Regions from separate parts of the Homo sapiens genome. Here region 1 is linked to region 2. Evidence: chromatin contacts called from ENCODE Hi-C or POLR2A ChIA-PET data. All regions are on one chromosome and are shown on one strand. The core of a region is the stretch at or near the end of the contact, and the rest is flanking DNA. Distances in the headings are between cores, read along the strand shown.

What was found. A loop is a pair of places that touch in the nucleus more often than their neighbours do. ChIA-PET counts read pairs that join two places held with the same protein, here RNA polymerase II (POLR2A). Pooled maps may share reads with other maps.
Region 1: a pooled map shows a loop between it and region 2 (2.9-fold over the local background). The contact joins the enhancer-like site here to the promoter of LRRN3 in region 2. A Hi-C loop is called at or near these places in 1 of 168 maps with a recorded cell type or tissue (Calu3), 11 of 37 single-sample maps with no recorded cell type and 8 of 50 pooled maps. POLR2A ChIA-PET finds 5 or more read pairs at or near these places in 1 of 52 experiments (AG04449).

Annotation. Positions count from the first base shown.
Region 1 is chr7:111,228,736-111,235,791 of GRCh38, reverse strand. The region is part of intron 3 of IMMP2L (inner mitochondrial membrane peptidase subunit 2); the gene reads left to right. It overlaps LOC124901725 (a long non-coding RNA gene), which reads left to right. Exons shown (of 2, transcript XR_007060477.1): 1 at 1-7,056. Among named protein-coding and RNA genes, the nearest start is that of LRRN3, 140 kb to the right of the region's middle. Within about 2 kb of position 3,136, at least 2 of the 41 ENCODE cell types and tissues checked have a DNase peak (open chromatin) inside an H3K27ac peak, as active enhancers do.
Region 2 is chr7:111,088,927-111,095,165 of GRCh38, reverse strand. LRRN3 (leucine rich repeat neuronal 3) reads right to left here and starts at 4,039. Exons shown (of 3, transcript NM_001099658.2): 1 at 3,662-4,039. The region is part of intron 3 of IMMP2L (inner mitochondrial membrane peptidase subunit 2); the gene reads left to right.

The sequences.
Region 1 (7,056 bases), core at 1,887-4,386, 140 kb before region 2:
GGAGGAAAGTGGGAGAGTTTTAGACTGAAATATTTGAAAAAATGGTGGGAAAGAAAATTGATAAAAACTATAAACTCAGAAGAAACTAAAAAAACCCCAAGCACAAGAAGATGATACAGAGGCATATTATAATCAAACTAATACCAGTGATAATGAGAAAATCTTAAAAGAAGGCCAAAAAAAAGAGACGTATCAGGTACAGAGTAACAAAGATGGTTAAGAGTCTTTGCTTTGGAAACAGTGCAACACAGAGGCAGTAGAATAACATTTTTAAACTATAGAAAGAGAGAAATTATCAATGTGGAATTTTTTTTTTTTTTTAGACGGAGTTTCGCTCTTGTTACCCAGGCTGGAATGCAATGGCATGATCTCAGCTCACCGCGACCTCCACTTCCCAAGTTCAAGCGATTCTCCTGTCTCAGCCTCCCGAGTAGCGGGGATTACAGGTGCCCACCACCACGCTCGGCTAATTTAGTATTTTTAGTAGAGACTGGGTTTCTCCATGTTGGTCAGGCTGGCCTTGAACTCCTGACCTCAGGTGATCTGCCTGCCTCAGCCTCCCAAAGTGCTGGTATTACAGGCGTGAGCCACTGTCCAAGGCCATCAATGTGGAATTTTATACCTAGTGAAAATATCTTTCAAAAATAAAGATGAAATAAAAACTTGTTTAGATGAAGTAAAGATGAAAAAATTAGTCACTGGCAGACCTGTACTGAAAGATATGCTAAAAAAAGTTCTTCAGACAGAAGAAAAATGTTATCAGTTAGAAACCTGGACTATATAAAGGAATAAAGAACACTGAAAATGGTAATTTTCTCCCCTTACAGACTCTTTTAAAGTTATTTGACTGTTTAAGTAAAAAATAATAAAAATATATTGTGGACTTCGTGACATATATAGAAGTAAAATTATAATAGTAGTAGTGCAAAGGCTGGGAGAGGGGGAAATGTAAGAATACTGATGTAAATTTCTTATACTATATATGATGTGGTATAATATTACCTGAAGACAGTTCATGATAAATTAAAGGTATAAACTGTGAACCAACCACTAAAACAACAGTTAAAAGAATTATAGCTAATAAGTCAAGAAAGCAGATAAAGTGGAATAATATAAAATATGCAGTTAATCCAAGGGAGGCAGAAAAAGAGAGAAAAGAGGCTGAGGGCAGATAAAAGCAGTAGAAAACAAGTAGCAAAAGGGTAGATTCAAATCCAATCATGATTGTATATATCCAGGGAAAAAAGAGATTATCTCATAATGATAGAAGGGTTAGTTCATTAAGAAGGCATAAAACCCAGCATTTATGTACCTAATAACAGCATCAAAATACTTGAAGCAAAATCTGAAAGAACTTCAAGGAGCAAGACACAAATCCAGTTTTTGTTGGAGATTTAAATATTCCTTCTTAGTAATTGATGGACAGAGTAGACAGAAATAGATACAGACATAGAAGACCTGAACAACCCTATGAATCTGGTGTAACTGGCATCTGTATCATACAAAGAATATTATCTGAGTTTAATGAAATTAAATTAGGTATCTATAACAGAAAGACTTGTAGAAAATCTCCACATATTTGTCAATTAAATGACTCTCCTCTAAATAACCCATAGGTTAAGAAAGAAATAAAAGAAGAATTAAGGAAATACTGAACTGAACTGAATGAAAATGAAAACACATCAAGATTTGTGGGATGTAGCTAAAACAATACTTAAAGGGAAATTTATAGCACCATTTGTATTATAATGACCATCCAACTACATTACTTAAAGTTACTTGTTAATGGGTTGTCTTTTTGTATATTCCAAACAATTTCTGCTTGTGGGGAGAAATTTTAGCTACAGAATAAACATGATATTTACTTTGCGAGATGGTGCTACAAAACAATTGATGTGTAAAAATTATATTCTATAATTTTAATTTTTAAATTTTTACATTTGGACTTTCATTAGACATTGTTTGGTAAAGGTATATAATCATTAGACTATTGTTGGTAAGTTTTTAAGTTATTTCATGTAAGTTGAATGTTGATTTCATAAGAATTATCTTCTGTTGCTGAGTTCACATTGTAAGTGCTGGCACTAAATACCAATAAGCCAATAAAAGGCCAATCTGATACTATTCAAACAAATATATACTTACAAATCTGTACTTCTCAAATTTAAAATTCGTATTTTGGCAATTAATAACATTTACTCCCTGAATAAAATAATTATTGGTGACTTTTTTTCTTAGTCAAGTTTTTGAATAACCTTTCTGTGTTACGATTATCTTTTTCATTCATTTAATACCAGAAATCATCTCAGTGAAATTATTATATAGTCAGTTTGTCAATTACCACTGATTTTATATGACTATTTCCTCAAATTCTGATTTCCTTTTAAATGTTAGAGAGTATTTTGAACCTTACATTATTACAAAAAGCAATTTGAGGTCTTTATTTCAGGGAGTGAAATGTGACATTTTAAAAATGAGATCACATTTATTTATATACAAAAAGTATTTAACCATCAATTATATAAGGCCATTTTTACTAATAAACTATTATTTTAGAGATTGTATTTATTAATCATGCTGTAAAGGGATTACTCATTTTAAAAAGTGGCTAACTTATGTGCATGCATTGAATGTAATCTACGTTCATTGGATAAAGTGTACATTCATCTAGCAGACATTTATTGAGCATCTAAGATGAGTTAGGTTCAGTGTTTTCACTGGGAATATGGAGGAATTCTGACCTGAAGCAGTTTATAGTCTAGTAGGGGTAGGTGGTAGCCTGGCAAAGCAGAAATTGCAATACAGTGAGATCGAAGCAAGATGCATTGGGAGTACATCGTACCAGTATTAATGCTGCCTGAGGAGGAAGGTAACTCCTTTCCAGAGGAGCTGACTCTGAGAAGGGGATTGCAGACACAGAGAATGGGTAAATGTTCAGAATTGTTGGCTTACAGTGTGTATGAATTAGAATGGTAGGTGGGGAGGTAAAGGTAGCAGAGATAAGCTATAGGGTTAATATTTATCTTGTAAACAAGGAGAAACTGTAGAGTGAATGATCTAATCACATTTTCATTTTAATACTGTCATTCTGAAAACATCCTATGCGATGGAATGGAGAAGGAAGTGATGACTCAGAGTGTGAAGAGTGAAGAGTTCTTAGTATTTGTTATTGGTTAATTCTCTTTTGATTTCAGGGGTCAAAAATCTAATGTAACTTGGGCTAACAAAAAAGAAGTTAACAAAAGAATTTATTGGTTCAGAAAATTGAAAATTTCCATGTCAGATCTAGCTAACCTCAGGACTGGCCTTTGCAGTCCATCTGTGGTATCTGTGTTGTGTTACAGAGTTGGGTTCATTGCAGGTTATGACTCCTGAGTTCACACATACCTAAATGTTTTTCTTAAAAAAAAAAAAAAAACCCTCCAAAATGAATCAATATAGTGAACTAATTATTAATGTCTGTGTGATTTGTGGGCTATTTTTATTGGTGTTTGTGAATTCTTTATTCTCCTAATTGAATATTCTTCATTCTATACATGAGTCTAAGCTGCTTCTGGGAGAATATTATAAATTTTTTGGGAAAAATTCTATATCCTGACTTTTCTTTAAAGTTCATAAAAACAATAATTGTGTTGAAGAATCATATGTAAATTCATGTGACTTTTCTACACTTAAAATTGTGGAGAAAATACAGAAATACTAAATATTTATTAATCTAGTACACATTTATTAAACATTTCTTTTAAATTATGAGTGATACTAAGTCTCTATGTATGAAAGTAATTTTGTTTAATAGGGCTTTTATACTTGAGAACTCCTTTCCTGTTTTCCAGTTTGAATTGTCTTAAGATTCAGATTGACTTCCTAGATAGTGCACTGAAATTTGGCGGTGATTTTTATAGAAAAAAATTATTATACTTGACAGTTGTATCATATGATATTCCCTGAGAAAATCTCAGAAGAGTGTTTCAGTTATATTCGAATTGCCTACACTTATAGAGTTTTTTATGAAGATTATAATACATATTTATTCATAGTTCTCTGACTTTATGTTACTTCAGTACTCAGTCATCATTTATTCATTCACTTTCAGTCAAAAAATATTTACTAAGCCCCTAACATATGTGTTGCTCTTGGTAGATAAAATAGTCATGAATATTTTATCTCATGGGATTTACATTGTGAAAGACAGAGTAAACAAATAAACACACTAAGTTGACAACTGGTATGAGAGGGGAAAAAAAACCAGGCAGCAACCTACTTTAGAATGAGCAAGCAGGGAGGACCTCATTGGAGAAGTAACATTAAGCTGAGATCCGGTGCGTGATTAGGAATTATTTTTTCTTGTTAAGATTTGGGAGAAAGTCTAGGTAAATACCTTTAGTGGGGATAGAGCTTGCCTTTTTGGGAAAATCAAAGAAGACCTGTGGCTGTTAAGAGTGAAGGCTACAGTTGTGCAAGATGGGGTTTTGATATTATGATTTTCATTTCATAAAAAGTATTAAGTTTGTTAAGCACTAATGCATTAATTGTAGTAGCAGCAAATAGATGATGGTGTAAAATATCATAATAATTTACCTCCTGCATTTGAGAAATGGAGACAGATCCATGTTTCACTTTCTTGTCAGTTGTTAAGTACTTGCAAAGGCAGATAGATTAAGTAATCTGATTGCTGATAGGACATCTGAAAATTTATTGGTTTCAGTATTATAAAAGCTTTCTTTTTGTTTATATGTACACACACACACACACACACACACACACACAGCCACTACTTATTTACCTACATCATAGGGCTTCTGTACATTTTGTTGCCTTTGTCAGATGTCACTCCCTTCCCATTAATTTGCACCCATTCATTAGTTATCAATTCCAGCATTTCTTCTTCAAAGAAGTTTTTCATCATCCACCTTCCTCAGTAACCCTAAGCCTAAGACATGTACCTTTGTTACAAATATTCCCATATCTGTGCTTCCTTTCTTTAGATCATATCTCAGTTTGTAATTGCACACTCATTAGTGTTTGATTACTGTTTCTTGCTCTCATACACTCTCAGTAAACTGAAAGCTCCATGAGAGCAGCTTTCAGTTTAAAATCTGCATAGCTTGGCACTGAGCCTGCCACCTGTATGGTAGTCAATAAATATTTGGTGGAAAAATATTTGGTGGAATGAATAAATAAATGTATACCACCACCTAAGCCTAAAGTTTTCTATCAGACAAAGCTGACATTTTCCCATGTTTATTTTCTTTCAGGATAAACTATGGGATTTGATTATTTAAAGTTTTTTTGAAATTACACATAAAACACTTTTATGAACATAGTAACTGTCTTAAAATTAGGAGTAAACTAAGTATTTCATCTTGTTGCACTTCTTTCTGCATTTCTTCCCTTTTGAATCTCTTTATTCCTCAAATTCCTGTGTGATCTAAAGTATGGAAGACCTTGCTAGTGTTTGAATTGGTATCAGACCTCAGTAAATACTTGTGAAGTGAAGAAATGAATTATTTACAAGACAAGAAGCTGTTCTTCACATTAATTAAATTGGCTGTAAGAATGACCCAGCAATGAAGAATGCTGAGCACTAACTTCCCCATTTTCATGATTAAAACAAATGCCCTAGGCACGCATTTCTTTTTCTATGCCATCATAACAAATAAAGACCCTGTCACCCCAGCAACTCATTATTGTTTGTTTTCTATTTGGTGAAATCCGAAGAGATCTTCTGTGGTTATAGTTGGGAATTTATCAAAGCTTGCAAATCCCTGTTGTTCCATAAAGCTGAAAATAAACCATATGCTAGCCCATACCACACTGTCCAGGGTCTTTTTTGGAATTACATTTAAGAGCTGAGAAAATGTAACACAGAGATTTTTACCAAAGCTTACATAATCTTCCGTTCTTTACACTTGGGCTTTTTTCTGAGCATTTCTCCAATGTAACATTCCCACATATTTGGGCAGAGTTTAGAATCATTTTCCAACTAAGTGAAAAAATGATTCTAATTGAACTTTATCAAACATTTGCCTCTGAAATGGAAAAGTGTGGTGTGTACTAATGATATGAATTATTTTAATATATACGATAATTCCTTTTCTCTTTTAGTCAAATGTCCTGGAAATTCTTCACTAAATCTAATTTTATCCATTGTTGAGGTTTCTCCCAATGGTAAGTTAAGCACTTAAACCACACAATCACTTAAACCACACAATCAACCCTAGAAAGATGGAAGGAGACGGTGGGAATGTGAGTAGGGTGAGTTGGTGTGGCAACCTTTGGAACCACTTTAGCACATTCCACAGTACTTTTCCTATCAGAAACCAGGGATAATTTCAACCCTAAGGAAAAGCAATTACCTTGATCACCTGATTGTGATTTGCATACCTGAAACTGATAAAATCATTTCACATACTTTTATCATGTATCATGATACAGATTGTATCAATGGATACATACGTATCACTTACTATCCTAAGTTTCTGTTTCATGGTCAGGATACATTAAATACTCTCGGTATTTCCTTTCAAAGGGAAATTGAGGGTTATTAAATCAGTAGTTTTAAAAAAGTATTATAAAAATATTAAGAATTAATTTGTGTTTCTATTTGATTATATCTGTCATCAGTGTGGAAAGAAGTTACTTTGTAATAAAGGCAACCGCGTAGAACTGGATGTTTTGTAAACTGTTAGTGTGTTGGTAAATTGTTGGTATGTAAAATCCGGGTTGAGTATGACATTAATAGTAAGTGGTTAAAAAAACTAGCAATTCTGAGGTTTCGGGCTGATACACACACACACACACACACACACACACACACACACACACGCATTGCTAGTGTTTATTGAATTACCTCTTTGCACCATGTTTAACTGTTACTTCTTGGTCATTTTTGAAAGGTATAAATTATTTTACCTTTGTTTTTACATATATCCATTAATTTTTTTTTATAACATTGTAAAATACCTTTCACCTAAGATGGTGGGGACCCTTTGTTAACTCCAAGAAGATGGATAGCCATAGGATATGCTATATTTAAATGTAGTTCTTCTGCAAATA
Region 2 (6,239 bases), core at 2,790-5,289:
AAAGCATGTCTCCCCTCTTTATTCCCCGTCTCCTGAAGCTGTGTCATGTGTTTTTATTAATGGCACCATAGAAAATTCTTCCCTTATTATGGCCTAAAGATGAATTAACATAATAGCAAGCAGGTGTATACAAACTTGACAATTATGCAAATATAGTAAATGGCCCTGTAGGTACTGTACTTCTTCAGAAAGATTTGAGATGGACATTAAGTCTTCCTTGTTAATCCTGTATTTAATGACCTCTAAATAGCATCTATTGAGACCTTCCATTCCTTTCAACAAGTTAGAAAAACGTTCCGATTTATCCCTGTTCCTTTTTCCCATCCTCTGGCACCAGCTACTGTCTTTATATTAGAATTTGACTTCCTTTCCTTTCACATTGTGGCTAAAGAAATAATTGTTATCATGTTTTACTAGTGACTTCGTAGATGTCTAACAATACATCACTTTATCAGAAGGAGAGGAGAGGAATTCCCTGAGCTCTGTGCAGGAGCTATGTTCAGTTGTTATACAGTGAAGCTTTCCTAAGTACTCATTGCATAGCCAATATCAGAGAGCTTTATCTTTGACAGCACTGACAAGATGTACTGATGTTTTGCCTAGAGTTTACCTGCTTTATTTAGTTTCATGTACCAAAGAGTGATACATAAGTAGCTAAACTCTCAGAACCAGGTCTACATGGAACATTTTAGTGTGCTGTACACATGTCTAGTGTTTCTTCAGACTGGCTGGAGCCACATTATTTTAAATCATTTTAGAGGAGCATCCTTACTGAGGCTAGAAGTAGGAACTCATTTTTTAGTCTACTATTAGCTTTCTTTTAATGATCTCCTTCAGATTCACCAACAGATACCTCACCTCTGCCCATTTTCAGGGGCTGCTAATTAAGTAATAACATTTAACTTACATAAGTGTTTTTTTAAAACGAAACTCCGGTTATAGAGCTTTCTGATCAACTTAGATTGTAATAAATACCATAGTGCCATGTTACACAGGAATGTTACACCCCAAAAAAATTCAGATTCGGGGGGAGGAGTGAAACATCAAACCCATCACATGGCGAAAGCAAAAGATGTTACAAAAAAGGAAAGAACAAAGAAACAGTGAAATATAGTTAGTGCATCATAAGTTGATCACCTTTTTTGTAGGTCACTAAATTGCTGGCCTGGAAGGCTGGTAGCACCGTTTATTAAGCCATTAACAACAACAACCACCACCTCCAAATAAAAAATTCCACCTACTCATCAGCATTCTAACTCAGCATGTTGCCTGTGACAAGCGACACCCTGAAAAAAATGGTCCTTTGAATTGTCTTGCCAGGAAGGTGCTATTTCTGGTATAGTTACATGATTTGGGGAGACTATGGGTAAATCTTCCAGTCATACACAAATGTCCATCATCTGGCATTCGTAGGTGCTGATCAAATCACCAAACTCACTGGCACACACTGAGTGGCAACACCGGGGGCCTGGAGTGTTGGTATTTCTCAGACTGAAGTGGGCACATTACTGATCTCTGTAATCCACAAAATATGTATGTGAGCTTTACTAAGGTTAAAGAGTGAATCCACTGTTCTTAGGTGTCATCTATTGCAATTTTAAAATAAGGCGGGTTAGATTTAAGAATGTGTGTCTGGCATGCAAACTTTCCCTGGAAAAGGTCTAAGAAAAACTGAATTAAATACTGCAATGCTACATTATATAGGAGTTTGAAATCAGAGGGTTGAGTATCTACTTCAAGTCTTTTCCTCTTGGTTAGGAACTTAGGAGGTACCTCAAAATATCAGATCTGGTCTGTTTCAAAAGCAGCACTTTTAATAAATAGCAGAAAAGCAAATAAAACACTTTTTCCTTTTTGTAATAAATCATTTTGGTTTTTTTTATAGATTGCATGTGGCATTTGAGGCAGAGCGAGCAAAGCTGCCAATATTGCAAGCTGATGCTTCAGCACCTTTCATTTTTCTCTGAGCAGGAACCCTCTTCTTAAACTTGTTCATCTTACAGAGAGAAAATCGAAGCCACTGGCATATTGTCAGAGCTGCTTTATTGTCATCATTTACAAAGGTCACTGGAATTAATTGACTTCTTATATTACATGTTGTAAACTGACTCATTTTTTTGACACATTTATGGGAAAGTGGCAGGATCTAAGTGGCTGGTTATTGTCTTTTTGCTTTGGCTTATATTACAAACTAGGAAACCAATAATAGCTCTGAAATCACAGTTGTGGAAAAAAATAACCCACAGTTTCAAAGAAGCTGACTCTGTTAACTGTGTGGTTAGTTGAACTAAAAGAAGGCAGGAGAGAGCTCCAGAAGATGAAATACAAATGCTAGGTTTCTTTTACTGTCTTTCCAGGACCCAGTAAAGAGGGCAGTGAATGTTTCCATGAATATCCTCAATTGGTGTTGTCTGTTTGAAAGCATATTCTAAGTAGCTGGCTTCCCTTTACAAGATTGGAAGTAAAAATTAACCCACACTGAATTCCATGAATCATCAATACATGGATGCTCATAGAGTTTACTGAGAGTAATTCTGTCTCAAAGGCATTGCTTCTGAAACTAAAGATGAGAAATATATCAGTAATATTTATGGTACCAGAGCACACTATTTTCTAGGTAGATATTTTGAACCTTTACTTCTATTTTTGTTTTCACATTATCCCCTTTTCACTAAATTAGGACGGTTCTACTCATATTCATAGCCTGCTTTCACTGAAATTAGAGGCAGAGAAACAAGGACATATTGTTAAAAATGAATAAATTAGAGCCGAATTAAGCCATCCAGCTCAACAACAGCAAAGGGAATATAGCAGTTGGTTAGAACAAACAATTTTCTTAAATAGGAAATGTACTTTAAAGCCATCCTGCTGTGATCCTGTTAATTACCAAAGATTAGAACTCTTCTGGTTCATGGGATCCTTTCACCTAGTGTGTGGCAGTTCCAGCTGCATTAGCAATCAGACATTTGCACTGTCCCTTCAGACCAGCGAGGGGATGTTATTAAAGGGAAGTCATTTACCCCAGTCCGTAAGATGTAGCCTGGCAGAAATTCAATAACTGTTTGTGATATGCTCATTCTGCTACTCTGCTTAGTGGTTTAGCTCTTAACATACAACAGCATTTGCCTTAATTTGCATCCACTGGATGAGACAAAATAAAAATGCCCCATTTGGTGGGTTGATTTCAAAACAGAGAATAATGTGTGATCTGCTTTTCACTACAAATAATGTGAAGAAAAAGGAAAATTGCACCCCATCACCCGTGACTCTCCTCTCCTCTCTGTCTCCTCTCTGTCTTCTCTCTTCCCCATCTCCTTCTCTCTCCCTCTCCTCCTCTCTTCTCCCCCACTGTTCCCTTCTCTTCTGTCTCCCTCCTTTTTCTCCTCCCCCCAACACTGCTTTTTCTCTCCCACTCACATCCTCTAATGGGCATTCAAGCTAGTAAAATGCATGTTGGAGAATCTCACAAACACAGCTAGGCACACACAGAGCCAGCTGGGTTTTGCATGTGAATTTCTTCTCAAAAGTGCAATAAAAGAAAAATGCTCTTAGAATTCAGACAAGAAGAAGACATCAAAGGAGGATTTAGGTGTAAAAACATGATCATCGAAGAGACAAGAAATAGAACGTATTTTAAAATATATGTGTATTTTAAACTTACCTTGAAAAGCAGTTTCAGTGCTAGCCCACCTCCGATGTCCTTGCGTGCTGGATTCCTCAGTTCCTTGGTTGAGATAATCACATGGTTGTGTTCTTGCCCGGTATAAATAGGTGCATTTGTGTGTCTGTGTAACAAAGTGTACAAAATATATACTATAGATATGCACACATGCACGCAATCTTATCTCTCTATTTTAAAATATAAAGGAAGGCAGGAGGCTGCAGCCGGGATTCCTTCTTTTTCCTGGAACTCTTTTTCTCAGTCGGCAGGCTGAGGCTCTCAATCCAGTGAAGAGAGATCCTGTGAGCTGGCTTTATTTTTCCTTGTTTCCATGGTGGTTAGTGGTGCATCGTTCACCCGATCAGTTGTCACACTGACATGGTGCTGCCTGCTCAGCGGTCATTAATAACTGAACACCCTCCACTCCCCAGAGAGGAGCCAATCGCTTCAGACAGCCAAGATGTAGCACTCGCAGCTGCTCCAGTCTGGTTGGCTGAAACAAACTGTCTGTTCTATGACACTGCTGCTTAGGATACAAATAAATGAAACAGGCTTGCATGTTTTCCTAGGTATCATTTTCCTTCTTTTTTTTCCTTTCTGAGGGAATGTTGGGAATTTTTGACAAGTTTTCTCAATTTTAGGTTATCAGTCATTCAGAGAAATATGTTTTCAGTCTGCAAATAGAGAGGACACACTACTGATAAGGATTTCCTAAATATTAAAAACACCTGGTAGAGACTCAAACCTCCAACTCCGTCTCTGAAGTTCAGCAATGACTGCATTATTTAAGAAGAGAAGCTTGCAACTGTTTTGAGTGGCATTTGGTTCTCTATAGATCCTACTTAATTTAGCATATGTGCTTGGTGTTCAATAACACTTTTTTTTTTTTTTTTTTAGCAATGACATTTCTTGTCTGGATTGACCAGATTTTTAAAATAAAGCATATATTTGCCTCTCTGTAATTCACAACATTGGCATTTGAGGGGGTACTTTTTAAAAATATGTATTTCTAATTATACTCACTGACTTCTCTTTATATGATGTAATAAATCTAGGAGCTACATATGAATGGGTACATGTGTAGGTGTGTTTGTGTATCTGTGAGTGTGTGTGTGTATTTAGGATGTATTTTTTACCACTCTGGGGAAATATTTCGATTGTAATAAGTTAAATTATTTAAAAGACTATCTTTATTCTTAGGCCTATTAACTCTGAAAGGATATTTCCCAGGAAAATATACTATATAAGCCATACATGTAAAACATTTTTATTAATTACCAGAAATTTGGAAAACACAGAAACACATAGCAGTGCATATTTCTGAAAGAACATACATGAAAAATCAAAAAGCAGTTTTAAAAATGCATGTTTTACAACCTTAATTAGTATACTAGAGAAACATCTTGTTGAGGAGAATGGAACATGAGGATTAATATATCAACAGGTCAAAAGCAGGCTAGTCATGACTCCAACCCCAGTTTTGAGAGACTACCCTCTAGTGGAGTAAAGAGAAATGGCACTTATTAGATTTACTTAGGAAAAAAAAAACAAAACCTTCACATCTAATTGCTCCTTAAGTGCTTATTGACATGACATAGAACAATAGTTTGCAGTTATTATAATAATAATAATACCAGGAAAAATTTTAAACAGTAGGCTTGTCTTTAAATACTGAATATTTTCACTCTGTAGTTTTCTAGAAACAGTTCCCAAATGTTTTTTTCTATAAGAATTTATTCAAATGAATCAAAATAAGTTCAAGATAAAAGTAGCATCTCATTTAACCTAATACTTATTTCAGAATATTATTGTAAGGTTTTATTATTTACTGGATACTCTAGTATTTACTCAGAAAGCACTGAGTCAGTTCTGTATGTTAGGGATCATGGTTGAGTGTTGGGATGTTGTGTTAGAGTATATTTACATATAATTTAATGTACTTTTAATAATAGTAATAATCATCCTTCTTACCCCTTAATTTTAATCTAGCAAATCTTAGTTTCTTTAATATTCCAAATTATTTCAGTATCTGCAGGATTTATTTCCACATATGGAAGAATAATCTTAAAATTGTGATAATTATTTGTAAAAAGAGAATTTTTATTTATGCCATGGTATCTTAAGTGATTAATTTTCATTGATTGGTATTGACTGTATAATTGACAAGTCCAGTAATCAAACCAATTATAATGCACTCCCATAATGAAGGTAAGTTGTGATAGTCAGATACATGATTAAACTCCTCTCTTGGTTTTTAAATGAAACTGCAGTCATACCTAATATCTTAAATTTCAGTCTGTTTCAGAAATCAAGAAAAAATCTTTTCAGTTTTGATTCAGTTAGAATTGTTAAAGGTAGCCATTTATATGTTATCTTACATTATTTCATAGGAAGTTGTTTTAACTAAATGATCACTCTTTTGAAAGTGGGAGATCAGAGTGCTCTTCCTGCAATTGTCCTTTTAATGTAGGTACATGATAAATTTAAAATATTTTATACTCATTTTTATAAATTTAATATCATGGAGCACTAGAAATGAGATTTTAATGTGAAAGAGAAAATGACTCTGGCTTTGGAT